Regions from separate parts of the Homo sapiens genome. Here all the other regions are linked to region 1. A link is an interaction called in ENCODE POLR2A ChIA-PET data of the cell type or tissue named here. Cell type or tissue: MCF 10A. All regions are shown on one strand. Each heading gives the region's core, and the rest is flanking DNA. Links, peaks and the distances in the headings are about the cores only. Region 1 has its middle 73 kb from the start of DSP. Region 2 has its middle 17 kb from the start of DSP. Region 3 overlaps DSP (desmoplakin).

The links. Peaks named below come from ENCODE experiments on the same cell type or tissue, not always from the same donor. Only the 100,000 strongest peaks of a DNase experiment are listed, where the experiment ranks them.
Region 2: POLR2A ChIA-PET joins it to region 1 with 5 read pairs; 2 of 35 experiments call an interaction of 5 or more read pairs at or near these places.
Region 3: POLR2A ChIA-PET joins it to region 1 with 5 read pairs; 4 of 35 experiments call an interaction of 5 or more read pairs at or near these places.

The regions. Positions count from the first base shown.
Region 1 is chr6:7,464,771-7,471,835 of GRCh38, forward strand. No RefSeq gene overlaps it. Among named protein-coding and RNA genes, the nearest start is that of DSP, 73 kb to the right of the region's middle. RefSeq lists an enhancer at 1-131. In MCF 10A, for the core only: no CTCF peak of the experiment used is centred there; DNase peaks (open chromatin) are centred at 3,871 and 5,131.
Region 2 is chr6:7,520,438-7,528,920 of GRCh38, forward strand. No RefSeq gene overlaps it. Among named protein-coding and RNA genes, the nearest start is that of DSP, 17 kb to the right of the region's middle. RefSeq lists an enhancer at 6,017-6,518. In MCF 10A, for the core only: no CTCF peak of the experiment used is centred there; no DNase peak of the experiment used is centred there.
Region 3 is chr6:7,572,382-7,577,790 of GRCh38, forward strand. It overlaps DSP (desmoplakin), which reads left to right. Exons shown (of 24, transcript NM_004415.4): 16 at 1,705-1,871; 17 at 2,276-2,414; 18 at 2,914-3,107; 19 at 3,913-4,075; 20 at 4,578-4,661; 21 at 5,398-5,409. Among named protein-coding and RNA genes, the nearest start is that of SNRNP48, 15 kb to the right of the region's middle. In MCF 10A, for the core only: no CTCF peak of the experiment used is centred there; no DNase peak of the experiment used is centred there.

The DNA of each region.
Region 1 (7,065 bases), core at 1,843-6,842:
ATAGGAATTTGTGAAGAAAATGAAAATATAATTCTACTTATATAAAAAGTCCAGAATAGGCAAATCTATAGCCATAGGAAGTGGATCAGTGGTTGCCTAAGGCAGGGGAGACTTCAGGAGAGGAGAGAGGAATTGCAGGTGGCAGCTAAGAGGAATGAAATTTCTTTTGGGGATAATGAAAATATTCTACAATTAATTGTGGTGATGGACGCATAATTCTGTGAATATACTAAAAGTCACTGAATTATACACCTTCAATGGGTAAATTGTATGGTATATAAATTATATGTCAATAAAGCTGTTTTTAAAAAGTGGAGGATGGAAACCATATATACAGCATGCTGACATAGTTAATAATAATGTATTATATACTTGAAATTTGTGAGAATAGATCTTAAGTGTTCTCACCACACACACAAGGATAACCATTTGAGTTGATGGATATATTAATTAGCTTGATAGTGGTAATCATTTCACCATATATATCATATTGTATACCTTAAATATAGACAATTTTTATTTGTCAAGTATGCCTTGACAAAGTATAAAGCTGAAAAAATTAAAAATAAATACGCTGGGCACAGTGGGTCACGCTTACAATCCCAACACACTGGGGAGGCTGAGGAAAGCAGATCGCTTGAGCTCAGGAGTTCTAGACCAGTCTGGGCAACATGGCGAAACCCTGTCTCTCTAAAAAACACAAAAATTAGCTGGACGTGGTGGTGCGCATCTGTAGTCCCAGCTACTTTGAGACGATTGCTTGGGACTGGGAGGCTGAGGCTGCAGTGAGCCATGTTCATTCCACTGCACTCCAGTCTGGGCAACAGAGTGAGACCCTGCCTCAAAAAAAAAAAAAAAGATAAAATACATAAATTAATAAAAGGGGTAGGGATGGAATTTGCTTTCCACTAGACTACCAGAAAATAAAAAGTCTGACTATTCTAAGTGTTGGTAAAGATGTGGAGAGATAGGAGATAGCTACTCTCCCTACTGCTGGTGGAAGTGTGAGTTGGTAGATGTTGGAAGAGCAAATTAATTGGACCTTAAAAGGTCCAGAATTTTCAGGAACACTGAGAACTCCAGGGAGGATGGCATCTAGTTAAGTTAAAGATATACCTACTTTGTGTCCCAACAATTCCACTCCTAGGTAAGAAGCCTGGGGACATGGGCACAGGGAGACATTTACAAGTATGTTTGTGAACACCTTATTTGAAAGAGTGAAAAATTTAAGCAATAACTAACTTATCCATTAGAGCATGGCTATTAATTATGTGGAGTGCAATCAGAGATAATACTGTCTCCGTAGTTTGTATAGGCTTTTAAACAAGTATGACTTTCTTACCTCTATACAGTGCTGTGATGTGCTAACATTAGCATGGTTTGCAAATTAGACTCCAAAGAATAAGAAATTTAAATGCCCTTGAATGGGAGAATGAACAAGTAAATCATTTTTCTTCATACAATGCATTACTATTCAGCAAATAAAAATGAATGAACTTGGCGGGGCACGGTGGCTCACACCTGTAACCCCAGCACTTTGGGGAGCCGAGGCAGGTGGATCACTTGAGGTCAGGAGTTCGAGATCAGCCTGGCAAACATGGTGAAACCCCATCTCTACTAAAAATACAAAAATTAGCCAGGCATGGTAGCGGGTGCCTGTAATCTCAGCTACTTGGGAGGCTGGGGCAGGAGAATCGCTTGAACCCGGGAGGCAGAGGTTGCAGTGAGCAGAGATTGCGCCACTGCACTCCAGCCTGGGTGACAGAGCGAGACTCCCTCTCAAAAAAAAAAAAAAAAAATGAACTAGAGTTACATGTATCAACATGGATACATCTCACTAACATAACATTGAGTGAAAAAAATCAAGTTTGCAAGTGGATGCATACAGTGTGATACTGTTTCTGCAAAGTCATGCAAAACAATAACACATTTTTATTATATAACGAAGCGATAGCATAAAATATGCATGGGAATGATAAATAGCAAAGTCAAGATGATAGTTAGCTCTGCAAAGAGGAAGAGAAAGAGGATTGGGAGGGACACCCAGAGAATATTAACAATACCCATACAGGTTTGTTTCTTTTAAACAAAATCAATGTTTGATAAAGCTGGCACAGACATATTTGCAATATTAGCTGCACTTTTCAGTACAGGTGAAATATTTCCCAATACTAAAGAACGAAGTGAAGTTTTATGTAGTGGGGCTGTAGGAGTTTGTGCAGAGAATGAAAATGTGCGGTACAGATGAAACCAGAGCCCCCTCAGCCACCGCCTGTTCCACCCACTTTGGGATGGAACATGATGGATGAGTTCACAGCCCTGTCTCCGTGGTCCTCACCATGCAGACTCATCTCAGGAGGTGCTGGTGGGCAGTAAGATGCTGCTGGATGCAAACGTTGTCCTTATCCTAGGGGCTGCACAGTTGGTATCTGTGCCAGAGGGGCGCAACCGAGGCTCATCCTTTGGTAATGGTCTCCTGTTCTGGGCCTTGAGGTCTTCAGTCAGGGGAGGCTCCTGTTTTACCATCTACCCTCTTATTTAGAAAGTGTGCCTCCGAGCCTCAACTGCCTTTTAGTTTATCGGGTGACAGGCTGGAAGACTTAAAAAAATGAGAGTGCTTTGATGACTCTGGCATTCCTTGGGCATTGAGAAGCTGGTTATCAGTGTTGCCATGACGACTGCGGGGCCCATAAATAAAACGGTGGAGGCGAAAGGTCATGTTGGACACTAACAATAGTGTAAAGCCTCTTAGATGCCTGGACTATGTACTTGAGACACATTGGATGGTTGTTTTGAAAGGTAATTTTTCTTTTTGCTCCCAAATGACCTCCTATTAATTTTGTTCTTTTTTCAGTCTATTGCATTGGAATGTTGCTTAGCAAACAATTATACCTGGTACTACTCTTCAAGGAGCATGTCTATTAATTGTGTGGAGTGCAATCAGAGATAATACTGTCTCCCAAGCTAGTACAGGCTTTTAAACAAACATGATTTTCTTACCTCTACACAGTGCTGTGATATGCTAACATTAGCGTGGTTTGCAAGACTCAAAAGAGTCAGAAGGATTAAACTTGGAATAATTTAAGGTGCAGAATAATCTCCCAGAAAGCTGAAAGTGAGGGAAGGAACTGTGAGGTTCCAGATGTCGTTTATTAAGAGGAGTATGGTCTACAGGTGGTTTCCTAGGTCCAGCTCCTTGCCACTCAAAGTATGGTCCGTGGACTAGCAGCAGTCTCAGAGAGATTCTTCAACATCCGGAACCTCAGGCCCCACCCAGACCTATTGGATGAAGTGCTGCAGCTTAATAAGATCCCAGGTGACTTTTATGCACATTGAAGTCTGGGAAACAGAGTCTTACAACGTGAGTCAATGGCCTTCCAAAAGGGTGCTGGCACTGTAAGAAATAAAACCTGAGAGATCAGATACTCCTGGGAGAGTTAGGGAGGAAAAGCTTTGCTAAAAGCTGCTGGAAGTAGTGGGTGTCTATTTGTGGATCATATTTTGTACTGAATTGTTATGTTTCCCCTACTTACTGAAAACATGAGCTGAATTCCAGAAAGTAACAGGAAGAAGGATGAGGATGGAAGAGTTAAAAAATAACACAGAAGTCCTGAGTTCTTGCAGGAGCATCCCCTTGCAAGATACTCATCATGACCTTGGGCCCCATTGCGCCACAGTTTTCTCCACTTTGACAAGCCCAGATCACTTCCTAGGGCCTGCAGGATTCCTACATTAGTGCTTCTCAAGGGCTCCGAAAGCCTGGGATGAACGTCATGGCGCATGCGTGAAGCTTATCAGGGTCGCGCTATGAGTTCCAGGCTGGCTCCTAATTCCGCAGCCTCCTCGCAGCTGGGGAGCAGTGTGCCCACTTTTATCTCAGCTCCTGGCTTCTACAGAGGACGAGATGGGGAGGGCGTAGGGCGAGGAAGGAGGAGATAAAGCGGTTTGGTGCATGGATGAGTCAGAGCCCGGGCACTCCCACCCATGGCTGAAAAGAGCATGAGTTTCCCACGTCCCTGTTCTGCTGTGAGAGGGGACCGCGTATCCACGTCCCCCAGCTGCACTGTGGGAGGGTTAATTGCAGAAAGACATTATTAAACAGCAGATTGGCTGTCACACGTGTCAACACGTAGCGATGGAGGTGAGTAAATGACTATGACTCAAAGTAATTTTTAGAAACAAGCACAAAATAAAATGTCTGTGAATGGGACTATTACAGAATCTCCTTGAGGAAGTGGTTGCAAATGTGCAGCTCCCAGAGCAAAACCTATCACAGGCTCACTATAACCTCAAACTCCTGTGCTCAAGTGATCTTCCCACCTCAGCCTCCAGAGTAGCTGGGACCACAGGTGCATGCCACCATGCCCAGCTAATTTTTTCTTTTTTCTTTTTTTTTTTTTTTTTTTGAGACGAAATCTCACTCTTGTCCCCCAGGCTGGAGTGCAGTGGTGCGATCTCGGCTCACTGCAACCTCTGCCTCCCGGGTTCAAGCGATTCCCCTGCCTCAGCCTCCCGAGTAGCTGGGATTACAGGTGGGTACTACCACACCTGGCTAATTGTATTTTAAGTAGAGACGGGGTTTCACCATGTTGGCCAGGCTGGTCTCGAACTCCTGACCTCAGGTAATCAGCCCGCCTCGGCCTCCCAAAGTGCTAGGGTTACAGGCGTGAGCCACCGCGCCAAGCTAATTTTTTAAATATTTTGTAGAGACAAGGTCTTGCTGTGTTGCCCAGGCTGGTCTGTAACTCCTGGGCTCAAGTAATCCTCCTGCCTTCTCCTCCCAAAGTGCTGGGATTACAGGCATGAGCCACCACTCCTGGTATCCTGCCTCTTTTTGATTTTTTTTTTTTTTTTTTTGCATTCTAAAAATAGCATCTTTTCTAAGATTATAGAATTAGTATTCTACATCACAAATATTTAAAATATGAAAAGTTATGAAGAAAATCAAATCACTCCTAATCCCTCCACCAAGAGGTAATCACTGTTAACACTCGTAGTTTATTTCCCTTTAGTATTCTTAGTCGAATCACTTTTTTCTCCAAAAACTATATAGCAAATAAACCAAAAGCAGTTTTCCCATTTGTAATCCATATCCATCTGGCATAAGGCCATGTAAGCTTGGTTTGGAGCTTGTCCCAATAGCCCTGCCAGCCCGAGTTTCCCATCCCTGCCTTGTGGTCTATTTCTCCATCCACCCTGACCCAAATGCCACTCTCACAGAACTCTAGATTTGAGTTTGCCTTCATTTCTGTTTGACCCCTCAGATCTTGGGAATGTAAATTGTAAAGGCAAAACTTCATGAGACTTTTTTTTTCTCTGAACCCGATATATCAAAAAACAAGTGAGACTTTGTTAAAATCTACATTCCTTACTGTTTCTGATGCTTTGGAAATTAATCCAGGTTTACTCTGCCTTTTTTTTGAGATGGAGTTTCACTCTTGTTGCCCAGGCTGGAGTGCAATGGCATGATCTTGGCTCACCGTGACCTCCACCTCCTGGGTTCAAGTGGTTCTCCTGCCTCAGCCTCCTGAGTAGCTGGGATTACAGGCATGCACCACCATGCCCAGCTAATTTTGTATTTTTAGCAGAGACAGGGTTTCTCCATGCGGATCAGACTGGTCTTGAACTCCCGACCTCAGGTGATCCGCCTGCCTCGGCTTCCCAAAGTTGCTGGGATTACAGGTGTGAGCCACCGCGCCTGGCCTACTCTGCCTTTTTCAATGCAGGTATTTCAAAGGATATGAGAAACTCAAGGGAAGGCATCTATATTTGTAACTCCAGTACATGGCCCATAGTAAGTTCTCAATAATTCATGTTCACTGGTCACTTAAATAACACAGAACTATTGCTTCCTGTCTGGGTGAATATAATCAATGGTTAAGATTAATAAGGGCAACAGTAATGAATGCGCTCGGTGGTTCAGGATCCTTTACTAGCCAGAATCACTGGTCTTTAACCCCTACACATTTCTGTTCCCCTAGTTGGGTCTCACCTTTTTAACTGCTAGCATTCTCCTCCTGCAGCCATGGACTCAATCTGTCTTTCCAGCGACCCACCCCTGGCTGGCTTGGATGCTGCTCTACCATCAAGGATGGCATTTGCCTCCTCACTTCACTGACTTGAAGTCTTCCCCACGGTTCCTCCACCTACTGCGGGCTGCCCACTCCCACCCTCATCTCTCTACTGAAACAATTCTTGCCAAACTCTGGCCACTTCTCAATCCTTATCTCGCCTAAGCTCTCCAAGGCATTTGACACACTTGACCTTGCCCTCTTCTTTGGAGATCTTTAGAGAGCATGACTTCTTGCTCTGAGTCTTCCATGTACCTCTAACTGCCCCTTCCCAGCCTCTTTTGCAGAGTCCTCTTCCTCTGCCTCAACCTTAAATGTTGAAATCCCCTGAGTTTCCATCCATCATTTGCTTCACAAGGGGAACCAGTTCTGGGTTCTTGTTCTTTTGCAAAATATACATATAACATAAAATTTACCATCTTAACCATTTTTAAGTGTATAGTCCGGTAATGTAAAGTACATGTACCTTGTTGTGCAACCGTCACCACCATCCATCTCCAGAACTACTTCATCTTCCCAAACTGAAACCACATTCCCCTCCCCATAGCCCTTGGTAACCACCATTTTACTTTCTGTTTCTGTGAATTTGCCTACTCTGGGTACCTCCCATAAGTGGAATCCTATGGTACTTTGCAGTTGGCTTGTTTCACTCATCATATATCCTCAAGGTTCATACATGTTATAATGTGTCAGAATTACCTTCCTTTGTAAGGCCAATGACTTTATATTCCATGATACATATGTACCACACTTTGTTTATCCATTTATCTGTTGGTAGACCCTTGGGTTGCTTCCACATTTTAGCTACCAGGAATAATGCTGCATGAACATGGTGTATAGCAAGTGTGTTCCAGTCCCTGCTTTCGATTATGTGGGGTTTATATCCAGAAATGAAGTTGCTAAATCAAAAGGTAATTTTTTTTTTAAGATAGGGTCTCACACTTTCATACACAGGCTTGAGTATGCCATGGCATGATCCTGGCTCCTTGCAGCC
Region 2 (8,483 bases), core at 1,952-6,951, 56 kb after region 1:
GGCGTCAAAATCTGACTGGGTAAGAATACACGACCCCGGCAGGCCCACGTTGTATTGGCCTCCTTTATCCATAAAGGGTGAGGTGGAAAGTGAGAGGAAGGAGCATTTCCTCCTGAGAGAATAGAGTTGTGACACAGCCATATTTGACCTGGTCATCTCTGATGGTCTATCAGGTGCTGCGTAAGACCAACAGAAACTACTCACTGAGCCATCCCTATTAGGTGACCCATGACCTTAATTAATGACCACTAATCTGTGTTCATTGTTTACCAGCAGGTTAATAAGCCCTTTAGTAATACCAGAGAAGAAAACAATTAGGAAAGTACAGGCTAAATGACTGTATGACCTGCAGAGAGCCTAGACTTTTATCTGGCCCATCAGTTTGGGCTCCATAGTAAGTGTAGCACAATATTTCCTTTAATAATTATGTAGGACTAACGTCTCATCTCCCTGGGAAGCTCCAAACACTTGACTTATGAATAGGCTCTCTTTCTCTTCATTGCTAGAATTCCATCCATCACCACCCTCATTAAAGAAAATATATATAAGTTTTGAAGTTGCTTGTGTTTTTATAGAGATTCAATTGCCAATGAAATAATCTTGAAATTTCTAGATAGCACTGGGCATGGTGGCTCATGTCTATAATCCATGCACTTTGGGAGGCCGAGGTGGAAAGATTGCTCGAGCCCAGGAGTTAGAGACCAGCCTGGGCAATATGGCAAAACCTATCTCTACAAAAAATACAAAAATTAGCCAGATGTGGTGGCAGGCACCTGTAGTCCCAGCTCCTTGGGAGGCTGAGATAGGAGGGATCACCTTAGCCCAGAGAGGTTGAGGCTGCAGTGAGCTCTGATAGTGCCACTGCACTCCATTGGGCGACAGAGTGAGACCCTATCTCAAAACAAAACAAAACAAATGTCTATGTAGGCATTTTGAGTAAACTTTTTACTAAAGTGTAATATTCATATAGAAATACATACAAATCATAAGTACAGAGTGGGATGAATTTCCTCACTCATCAACACACCATGTCCCCAGGTCAAGAAACAAAACATTACTGTCATCCCAGAAGTCCCCTCTTTGGACCCTTTTGGTCACTCCCTACCCAAGGTAACTATTACCCTAATTCTTTTTTTTTTTTTTTTTTTTTGAGACAGAGTCTCACTCTGTCACCAGATTGGAGTGCAATGGTTCAATCTTGGGTCACTGCAACCTCTGCCTCCCAGGTTCAAGTGATTCTTGTGCTTCAGTCTCTTGAGTAGCTGGAATTACAGGTGCATACCACCACACCTGGCTAATTTTTGTATTTTTTGTAGAGACAGGGTTTCACCATGTTGGGCAGGCTGGTCTCAAACTCCTGGCCTCAAGTAATCCGCCTGCCTCAGCCTCCCAAAGTGCTAGTATTACAGGCGTGAGCCATTGTGCCTGGCCACCACTACCCTAATTCTAACGCCATGTATTCATATCATCTGTTTTTGAATGTTTCCTTTTCAAGTTAACCAGTTTAAGTTTGTTCCTGTGGACAGAAAGCTGTCTTGTCAGTATTTTTATCTCATCAGTTATAATGATAAAGAATGCTATTTTTTTTCATCTTTTTCCTTAGTGCCCTAGAGTGATTGGATGAGCTTGATATAAAGCTGTAGAGCTCAAAAGCTAAAACATCTTTCCCACAGATGCCATCAGTCTTTTCGTTTAATCGTTTGACCTAGAGGGGCTGTGAACATCTCTGTTCTGGTGTATTTTACAGAGAACATCTCTGTAGCTGGTGTATTTTAGTGCTTATTTGTGGATCCGATTCAAGTCATATATATTTGCATATTTTACTTTTATGCACGTGTGAAATGTGCACATACACACACACAGAGCTTCCTGTTTTTCCTGCATTGATTTCTCCTTTCCTATTTCTATCCTCAGTAGACATCCTTCTCTACCCCACGCTATCCTTGCCTTGGGCTCCTCGTACAGACCTTCCTCAACAAATCCCACTCTCCAGACTCAGCCACCCCTGTACACACTGCCTTAAAATGATTGACTATTTATCATTCAAAAGGTGCACACAACCATGGAGAATCCGCTTTCACTTCTACTTTTGATGTAAAGACCATAAGAAATCCAGGTTTGGAAGGGGAAACAGTGCAGTTAAAGCAACTGGTAGAATGTGTGGCTTTTCACCATCTGCCTGAAGTTCCATTCTGAGTTTTTCCTGAATGAGGATGGGATGTCTGTGTTCATACATTTTTTTCTTTTTAAAATATGTCTCAGGCTGGAGTGCACTGGCTATTCACAAATGCAATCATAGTGCACTATAGCCTCAAACTCCTGGGCTCAGGCAGTCCTCCCACTTCAGCCTCCCGACTAGCTGGGCCTACAGGCAGACACCACTGCTTGTGGTTTTGTGTTGAGACATTTGTTTGCTGAAGTGACAGGCACCCCGTTCATGAGCTCATTCATTCACTCATTCACTCATTCATTCATTCAACAGATCTTTCCTGAGTCCTATTATGTGCCTGACATTGTTTGAGAAGCTGAACTTCTCAAGGGAGAGATCTGTTCTTCAGACCAGAGGGAAATTTGGAAGCCCAAATAGAGAACAGTATTTCTAGATCTGACCTTTAGACTATAAGAGGCACCTAATTCCTTAAAATAGAATATTGTTGCTTTTCATTATGCCATGCACATGATAAGGGCTCTGTATATATTTTGGGATGAGGGCAATAGTATTGTCCATGTTTCTCTAAAATAAACTGGTAAAACTCTGAATTGTTTAGATTGAAATGAATAAGATCATTATTACTTTTTAAATTAAGTCTAATCTCTTAGTTAAGTCACCACAACGTATTTGCAGTTGTTTGTGTATGGGCCTGTTTCTTTCTTGGAATAATACTCACTCCTTTCTAGGCTGCCACCTTTCCTGTTAGTTCTACAATGATGGTGAGCATCATATTCTACCTTTTTGTGTATTGCCTTTCATTTTAAAGGCTTATGGCAGAAGGATCTGAGGCATCCTTAAGGAAGAATTAGGTAGATGTATGAACAAAATACTACATATCCTTTTTGTGTTATGCAATAAATCATATAGTTCTTGCTTCAGATGATTTCTTCCAGACTCACTCAGCAACACTCTTTACCCAGACTATATAGCCTTGACTTTCAATAAAAAACAAAGATGAGGCCAGGTGTGGTGGCTCACGTCTGTAATCCCAGCACTTTGAGAGGCCGAAGTGGGAGAATCACCTGAGGACAGGAGTTCGAGCCCTGCCTGGCCAACGTGGTGAAACCCTGTCTCTACTAAAAATACAAAAATTAGCTGGGTGTGGTGGCACATGCCTGTAATCCTAGCTACTTGGGTGGTTGAGGCACAAGAATCACTTGGACCCAGGAGGCAGAGGTTGCAGTGAGCCAAGACCACTCAGGGGTGGTGCCTGGGTGACAAAGTGAGACCCTGCCTCAAAAAAAAAAAAAAAAAAAAAAAACGAAAACCAAAGATGAGTTACCAAAAAAGTTTTAACAAAGGGCACAGGGGAGAAACTCCTCCTCTTCCCATGGCCAGCATTCTGTTACCAGTTGATAGTTTGCACACAGCCAGCTTTGACTGAACTCACCCCTGTTAGTTCAAATTTCTCTGAGATCTGAACTGGAAAGAGGAAAGAGACATTAAAAATGAGCTCACTGAGTTGTTTTTAAATTTGTCACACTGAACCCACGACTGTTAATCCCATTCACGGCTGTAGTAATTATATTGCATAATCAGTGAGGGGAGATCCTCCCCCTTTTGTACTCTTATTGAATAGAGAAGACAGAAAAATGTCAGAGCTCTGCCCTAAACTAAGATTCCTTCCCACAAAAGAATTCTGGACTCAGAAGGGAAGCATGATCCTTTACAAGGTGAGCTCACCTTGTCCACTCTCAGCTCAGGGGTAGCGAACTCATAAACCAGTGATTCCTAGTCTATAGGACATGGATGCCTGATGAGGCATTTAAAATTGTGGGGCTGCAAGCATTATCTATAGACTGCATGCATAATATTTTACACCTACTCATACTATTCAAAAACATGGGGATGTGTAATTGCAATTAATAAAACACAAATTTGCTCAAAGGCATCACTAAATTCATGACTGTTTTAAAAATAATGCTAATACATAATATTTATTCCATTGGTTATTGTCAGAAGATTTCTTTGCTTAGAAGCAAATTAGGAGTTTCTAATAACAAGATGGCCCTTGTAATTTAAAAGTTTGGGGGTCACTGTTTGAGACTGTTGGTGATCTATGTTTAACTCACGGATGACCTCCTCCTAGCTCTATGAAATGTTGAGGTGTTGACATCCCAAACCTGTTTTAACTGGAACATACATATGAATCCCACTCTGCACAAGGCATGATATTCTTGATTTCATCCTTTCCTAACTCCCTTTGTCTCATGGCATTTACAAATCTTTTTTTTTTGAGACGGAGTCTCGCTCTGTCACCAGGCTGGAGTGCAATGGCATGACCTCGGCTCACTGCAACCTCCGCCTCCCGTGTTCCAGCGATTCTCCTCCCTCAGCCTCCCAAGTAGCTGGGACTACAGGTGCACACCACCACGCCCAGCTAATTTTTTTGTATTTTTAGTAGAGATGGGGTTTCACCATGTTGGCCAGGATAGTCTTGATCTCTTGACCTTGTGATCCGCCTGCCTTGGCCTCCCAAAGTGCTGGGATTACAGGCATGAGCCACCGCGCCCGGCCCAGCATTTACAAATCTAATTGAAGAAATACGAAATAAGTGCACACAGAAGTTACATAATGAGTTAAGAAAATGCAAGGAGAAAACATATAGTACATGATCAATTGCGAAATGCTGTGAACTCAAAGAGACAGCAGGAGGGAAAGGTAGAGAGAGAGGGAGAGGAAGGTGAGTGGTATGGTGAGAGGAAGTGTGTTCCCAGGGCGGACATCAGAGCAGGTTTTTACAGACTCGCATTCCTGGCTCTGCTGATTGCCACCCAAGTGACCATGGATAGATAACCTGACCCCGCTAAGCCTCTGTTTTATCGTCAATAAAATCAAGATTATAATTATAATACCTCTCATATTGTGTTATTGTGAAGATAATTTATGACAAAATATATTAAATGCTTTGTACTATAGCTAATGTATAATATGTGCAAACTAAATGGTAGCTAGTGTTTATTCTATTAGACTAAATCCCTCCAGGATGGGAAGTATGACTTACTTATTTTTGCTTCCACAGAATCTAGCACAATGCTTGACTCATAAGTACTCAGTAAAAGGAAAACATTTGTTGAATGAAGGGAAGGATAAATGGATAGATGGCGGGATGAATTTTTTTTAAATGAACTATGGGCTTTGGTGACATGGAAGGGTGTCATGGAGAGCAAGAGGTGAATCTAACCGTGCATGGAGAAGAGAGGAGGGCACTGCAGTGGGAGAGGGCAGGAACCAAAGCACAGAGGCAGGAAGGCACCTGGGATTGAGTATTGGGATTCGGCTGTGGAGGGAGTGGCCTGCCAGGCTGTGGAGTGTGTATCTTACCTGTGGATAGTGGGAGCCAAAGAAGATTCATGAGGAGGAGAATGGCATGAGAAGGGAACTTTTCAGAGGGTTAGCCTGGTGCTGGTGTGGAAAGGAAGGGGGCAATCCATACTAAGCGAGAAGTGGTCAAGTTCCTGACCAGAGTGACAACTATGGAAATAGAGACAAAGGACTGACTGAGGAGAGGTCAGAGGTCTCACATCTCAATTCATTTGGAATTGGTAAGGTGGTCACTTAAACCATCTACCAACACGCCTGCTGACTCTTGAAAGGCCACATTTTTGGCTGGGCACAGTGGCTCATGCTTGTAATCCCAGCACTTTGGAAGGTCAAGGTGGGCGGATCACCTGAGGTCAGGAGTTTGAGACCAGCCTGGCCAACATGGTGAAAGCTTGTCTGTACTAAAAATACAAAAATTAGCTGGGCTTAGTGGCACACTCCTGTAATCCCAGGAGGATGTACTCGGGAGGCTGAGGCAGGAGAATCGCTTGAACCTGGGAGTCGGAGGTTGCCGCGAGCCAAGATCATGTCATTGCACTCTGGCCTGGGCAGCAAGAGCAAAACTCCGTTTCAAAAAAAAAAAAAGAAAAAAAGAAAGACCACACTTTTGAAAATCACTGTGGGTGAGTACTGAGTTAGAGAAGAGACATTGGAGGAATGGGTTGACGAGAAGTGTGGAGCCTGCTGCATGAACTGAGTCAAGGAAAGGTGATTTGAGGGGTAGGCTTTTTTTTGTTTTTTTTTTTTGTTTTTTTTTTTAGAGACTTGGGAAGATCAACAGCGGTGAGTATTAGAATGGGCAATGGAGAGGGAATAATCTATAAACGTGGAACTGAACTCGGGGCTAAACTGCCAATGACGGAGACTCACTTGCCTGAACAAAAGTGAACTGGAAGTCCAGCAACAGGCTCTGCCTGTGGTGGGGCCGAGGGCACAGGTGAAGCCTGGTGGTTGGAGCCACACTGGGCCACTCCCCTTCCCTGAGGAGGAAGCAGAGCTGTGGTCACCTCCCTTCCCCCTCCAGCCTCCATGGAGATCTCCCCTCCCTCCTCCACGTCCCGCGGATACTTCCCTTCCCCTCCACGGTGCACGGAGACCTCCTCTGCCCCCTTCAATTTCACTTGACTAGGAAGACACAGAGGAGCTAGCGCAGGTGGCCTGCTTCTTTTATGTTTTTGGAAAAGCGGTCTGTCTTTCAGGAGGAAGTTATTTTTTCTTAGATAAAGGGACTATCTCTGGGGGAAAAATGATTCCAAAAAAAAGAAATAAAAAACAAAGAAAAATAAGGACTCTCCTTTCTCCTACCCTTGGGGGGAATTCACTCATTCATTACCACATTTAATTAAATTGAAAAAATAGCCACTTTCTTCTTCCAATAACTACTATTGTCGGTGACTACTTGATGTTGTCTTCTGTTAACCACATGACATCCTCTGTGAGTTTGTGGAGCACCAGGGAAGAGGTAAGAACACCCAACTCAGTATTGCTTTTCCGTAACACAGGAAGATGCTGTTAGGGCTAGGTATTCTCTGGGGTTCTTAAAAATTAGATCAATCCAAGAAGACTGAGAAAAATCACATGTATTTCCCCAAAGAACTTTACAAAGGGTAAGACGCTCTAGCCCGGAACTAGAACTTTAGCATAAATCTGGTCTGAAACCTTGGTTAAGGATGTAACAGTTTATATTGGGGAATCTGTATGTGGATCTGAAAAGCAGGCAGCTTTCTAGGTTTCTTATTCACAACTGGTGCAGATATAAAGTGGTGCCACCATCTGAGACGACACTTTGGCCTTTTTGTGTGTGAAAATTGACATACTCTATGTGAAAATTCATATATTCTATGGTCTAACCTTCCATCCTTGGGTATATACCAACAAGAAAACCCAGGAGACATATCTAAAGATGTTCAGAGTAGACCTTTTTGTAATAGCAAAAATGTATAAATCAACCAGTTGTCCATCAACAGCAGAAAAGATAAATACAATGTAATACGTTCATACAATGGAAAGTTATTAAATCATTAAATGGCAGATGGTCTTATAGTGACACGCAACAAAGTGGATAAATCTGAATAATATAATAGTGAGAAAGTTAAAGCCGGGTGCAGTGGCTCACGCCTGTAATCCACTTTGGGAGGCTGAGGCAGGCAGATCACTTGAGGTCAGGAGTTTGAGACCAGCCTGGCCAAACTAATTAAACCTAACTCTACTAAAAATACAGAAATTAGCTGAATGTGGTGGCGGGCATCTAATCCCAGCTACTCAGGAGGTTGAGGCACGAGAATCACTTGAACCCACGAGGTGGAGGTTGCAGTGAGCTGAGATCACACCATTACACTCCAGCCTGGGTGACAGAACAAGACCCCATCTCAAAAACAAACAAACAAAATAAAAAAACAAAAATAAAAAAGCAAGTTAAGTCCAAGAATTACACACGACATTAAGCTCCCTTCACAATGTTAAAAACAACTAAAATGAAACAACAAAGTTTTCCAGAATAGGTATATTTATGATAAAACTATAAAACACACATATACTTAATAGGAAGTGAATAGTAAACCAAAAACTCAATATCCAGGAGAGTTCGCTCAGGTGAGCAGATGGATATAAATTACACTCGTTTTGGGTGGTGAGCTGGTGGATGTTCTTTATCTTATTTTACAAATAGGGTGATGGGGAATGCAGGGACCAGAGATGAGTGTGTCATGAGCTATGACGTATGATTAATCCAGTTCTGCACATCTGAGTGGGGTAGGGGTTGTGGGAAACCATCGCAGGTCTTGTGGGACACAGACAGACCTGATGACTTTTCAGATAGAATTGCAGACTGAGTAGGCGGAGGAATGGAGTAGATATATTATTAGAGTTTGTCATCCAGGGCCTGGCAGGATAATCAGTGTCATGAAGGGCAGCACTCCTGCCTGGAGGAGTTTTCAGCTTATTCCAG
Region 3 (5,409 bases), core at 410-5,409, 110 kb after region 1:
TAGACATGACACTGACATGAAGAGATTTGGTTGGTGAGATACGATCTCAAAGCCATAGACAGAGTGTGACTATGGCCCAGGTGTGTCAGCTCCTAACTCAGTGATGTTTTCTGCTCAACCAAGCCTGGGCACACTGCACTGGAAGGCCTAAATAGAGATATTCTAAGAGGATCACATTTACAGTGCTAATGAGGCCATACTCAAGAAAGAAATAGAAGGTCAACTCCTCTCTCTTCCTTGAATCCTTTACTTTTAGTGGACTTTTTAAGGGCAAAAATGATCATAAGATTCACACAGCTACAATGCAGAGTACTAACCTCTGTGTGATCAGTATGCCAAAATTGGAATGTAGTTGTGTTGCTTAATGACCGGGGCACATTCTAAGAAATGCATGGTTAGGCGATTTTGTCATGCAAGCGCCATAGAGCATACTTACACAAACCTAGATGGTATAGCCTACTATACACCTAGGCTACAAACCTGTAGGGCATGTGACTGTCCTAAATACTGTAGGCAATTGTGACACAATGGTAAGTGTGTATCTAAATATATCTAAACGTCGAAAAGATACAATAAAAATACAGTATTATAATCTTACGGGGGCTGGATGCAGGGGCACATGCCTGTAATCCCAGCTACTTGCTTGAGCTCAGGAGTTGGAGGCTGCAGGGAGCTATGATTGTACCACTGTACTCCAGTCTGGGCAACAGAGCAAGACCCTTCTCTTTAAAAAAAAATGTGTGTGTGTGTGTGTGTGTTTATATGTATGTATGTACATATGTGTGTGTGTATATATCTTAAGGGACCACCATTGTGTATACAGTTCATCATTGACCAAAACATCATTAGTAGACACATGACTATACACACACACAGTGGGGTACTATTTACCTTTAAAAAAGAAAGAGATCCTGGGGCCAGGTGCGGTGGCTCACGCCTGTAATCCCAGCACTTTGGGAGGCCGAGGCGGGTGGATCACAAGGTCAGGAGTTCAAGACCAGCATGACCAACATGGTGAAACCCCATCTCTACTAAAAAGTACAAAAATTAGCTGGGTGTGGTGGCGTGCGCCTGTAATCTCAGCTACTCAGGAGGCTGAGGCAGGAGAATCGCTTGAACCCAGGAGATGGAGGTTGCAGTGAGCTGAGATCACGCCATTGCACTCCAGCCTGGGCGACAGAGCGAGACTCTGTCTCAAAAAAAAAAAAAAGAAAGAAAGAGATCCTGCCATTTGCAAAAGCATGGATGAATGTGGGGGACATTATGCTAAGTGAAATACACCAGACACAAATACTGCTTGATTTCACTTATGTGTAAATTCTAAGAAAAAAGTTGAATGCAGGGAAACAGAGAGTAGGATGGTGATTACCGGGGTGGGGAGGGAGGAGGAAATGGGAAGATGTAAAGGATACAAACTTGCATTTGTGTGGGATGAATAAATCTAGAGATCTAAATTCAGCGCAAGACTACAGGTAGTAATCTTGTAGTGTATATTGAAATTTTGCTGAGAGTAGATTTTAGGTGCTCTTACCACACATACAAAAAAAGATAACCATGGAAGTTGACTGATGTGTTAATTTACTTACCTGATGTAATCATTTCACTGTGTCTATGTGTATTAAAACAGCATATTGTACACCTTAAATATATACAGTAATAAAAAGAATCAGCTAAATCAAAAGAGCTTTCCTTCATTTTTGACAGAGTGTGCAGAATGATTCACAAGCAATTGCTGAGGTTCTCAACCAGCTTAAAGATATGCTTGCCAACTTCAGAGGTTCTGAAAAGTACTGCTATTTACAGAATGAAGTATTTGGACTATTTCAGAAACTGGAAAATATCAATGGTGTTACAGATGGCTACTTAAATAGGTAAACTCAGCTAACACTAATCTCATATTTTCCTTTTCTCAAGCTTCTTTTTCTGGGTCTTCATTTGCTTTAGATGCTTGCCTTACAGTTTCTCTGTTACTAGAGATTTACTTACATCCTTCTGTGGTTTGGAGAGCATGTTAATTCCGCTAGCCTCGCATGTTAATTCCACTATTCTGAACTATAATGTTATCTTAGAACTAAGTTATGCTCTAAGGGCCAGAACTTGAGAATTCTTCAGCGAATACAAAATGTTGGTCTGAATCACAATAGACCAAAAAACAGACAAAATAAATTTTTATCTGCTTTGACGTTGTTCCCTTTCATTACTAGCTGTGAGAGGCAAATCTTCACAGACTAATTATGTCACTGGCAATTTTATGTGCTTCTTTTGCTCTTTCCAGCTTATGCACAGTAAGGGCACTGCTCCAGGCTATTCTCCAAACAGAAGACATGTTAAAGGTTTATGAAGCCAGGCTCACTGAGGAGGAAACTGTCTGCCTGGACCTGGATAAAGTGGAAGCTTACCGCTGTGGACTGAAGGTAACTTGAAAGCTTATAACAGTGGCCCAACTTACAGGAACTAATTCAGATCTGAGCTCCCAATTATAAAGCCTCACTGGGTTTTCATGAGTTTTGAGGATTATTGGGTTTCAGTGGCCACACAGGTTGACATCAGTTGTCATCTCTGTAACTCTGTTTTCCAGACTGTGTTAGCAGGAACTATATAAGAAAGTAATTCGTGATGGGATTAGTTTGGGGAATGCTGAGTTAAACTGGTTTCTTTACTGTGGGACTTCTTAGAAACTTTAATATGTTCATATTATTATTATAACAGGATAGCACAAAGAACAAGATTATTGGAACAAATACTGGGAAATGCAATTCAGTAAATATATTTCCCTGGATTGACTGTTAACACTTTAAATTATGAATATTCTAAAGTGTTTTATAAACTTTGCCGCCCAATTTGGTGACTTGTAGTGTAGCATACAATGGGAGAAGGGATTAATTTGCAATCTTTTTTTTTTTCATCTTGCAGAAAATAAAAAATGACTTGAACTTGAAGAAGTCGTTGTTGGCCACTATGAAGACAGAACTACAGAAAGCCCAGCAGATCCACTCTCAGACTTCACAGCAGTATCCACTTTATGATCTGGACTTGGGCAAGTTCGGTGAAAAAGTCACACAGCTGACAGACCGCTGGCAAAGGATAGATAAACAGATCGACTTTAGGTATGCCAGCCTCCTCCCGCTCCTTCCCCATCTTCTCCCCTTTTGGTTGTTCACAAGATAATGTCACTTGAAGGGAACCACTGAAGAAAACAGAGGTTTTGTTTTTTGTGTAAGTTAGGCGTAACAGATGCTCTTTTCATGGACTGCCTGTATGCAGCTTTGTTAGAAATGGAAGGAGAATGCATCACGATAGCCAACCCTGTGCAGGCCAGGTGCCATCCAGGGTCTTAGAGAAACGGCAGAAGCCCTTTAGCCAGCTCTTTTGTGTCCTATAAACTCTTGTTATGACTCTTGGAAGGAGTAGCTGCCTTGAGTTAGCATTCTCCAAAAGTTTATGAAAATTAAATCTTAGACCAAAAAAAATGCCTTTCTGCAAATAAGAGTTTAAAAAATCTCTGGAATATGAATCTGCCTATTCTGGAAATTTTATATGACTGGAATCATACAATATGTAGTCCATTGTGACTGGCTTCTTTCACTTAGTATCGTGCTTTCAGAGTTCATCTGTGTTGTATCATGTTTCAGTACATCATTTTCTATTTTTTTCATGTGTTTTTATGATTGAATAATATTCCATTGTTTGGCAGTGCCACATTTTGTTGATCTTTTCATCAGTTGATACCTGAGTTGTTTCCAGTTTTTGGCTGTGATAAAAAGTGCTGCTATGAACATTCATGTATAAGTTTTTATGTGGGAATATGATCAGTTTTCTTGGGTATATATCAAGTGAATTTCTGGGTGATTCTATGTTACATATTTTAGGAACTAATAAGATAATGATTTTATTGTATCTATTTCCCCCCAGGTTATGGGACCTGGAGAAACAAATCAAGCAATTGAGGAATTATCGTGATAACTATCAGGCTTTCTGCAAGTGGCTCTATGATGCTAAACGCCGCCAGGATTCCTTAGAATCCATGAAATTTGGAGATTCCAACACAGTCATGCGGTTTTTGAATGAGCAGAAGGTATAAGCCAACTTTTTGTTCCATAGCTGTTTTGAGATTAATTGGGTGTAATTCATGTTTTCCTCTGGTTTTTGTATCAGTGCCTAGGTTTGAAATGATGAATATTTAATATTACTAACCCATTTTGTGAAGGCTTAAAGAATGCCCAGAGGAAAAGCAACTGAGATGTTTACAAGGAAATGCAAATTATGAACATAGAAATAACGTGATATTGTTCTCTTCATGTTATCATAAATTATCTTTATAAATTGAGGGGATAGGCCCAGAAAACAGGCTGACTAGAAAGTAACCTCTTACAGATAGTAAGTTAAAGGGCTTGCTTCTCTTCTCTGAATGGAAAAAATGCTCATCTCCTAAGCTGTAACTATAAAAATATGAGACAAGTACATGTAGTAATAAACTGAAAAAAGGGTACAAATAACAGTGGTAAAAGAGTGAAATCACATTTATTTAAAAATATTTGTATGCATTAACATTGGTAAATATTTCACTTTTTGTATAGAACTTGCACAGTGAAATATCTGGCAAACGAGACAAATCAGAGGAAGTACAAAAAATTGCTGAACTTTGCGCCAATTCAATTAAGGTATGTTGGTTTCATAAAGAATGTTGGTATTTCACCAAGATTATTATTAACTGCATGACTTGCTGATTTGTTGTAAAGCGTATACACTTCCTGAGGATAGCAATTACGGTCTGTATATATTCTTTTCTGAACAAACCATAAAAATTAAAAATCTATTAGCTTGAATTCATTCCACATTGGCAGTATCCATTTGAATGGCTGGTTTCTATTCTTTGACTGGTGGTAGGTGCTGCATTCTCCATTTAGCATACAAAGATGTACTGCTTGGTTTAATAATGGTGTTTGTTTGTTTGTTTGTTTGTTTGGAGAGAGTTTCGCTCTTGCTGCCCAGGCTGGAGTGCAGTGGTGTGATCTCGGCTCACCGCAACCTCTGCCTCCTGGGTTCAAGTGATTCTCCCGCCTCAGCTTCCTGAGTAGCTGGGATTACAGGCATGCACCACCATGCCCGGCTAATTTTATATTTTTAGTAGAGACAGGGTTTCTCCGTGTTGGTCAGGCTGGTTTTGAACTCCCGATCTCAGGGGATCTGCCCGGCTCGGCCTCCCAAAGTGCCAGGATTATGGGTGTGAGCCACCACGCTAATGTAGTATTAGTTGCTTGGCCACTAGTGGCGCAAAGTCTTTGGAGTGGGCAATTAGACGTGCAGCCCAATGATTTAAAACTGTGGAACTGTAGCTGTTAGTGATGCTTTTTAAGTCTATGAAGGACACTTTTCTTAAACTTCATTATGCTGCAGGATTATGAGCTC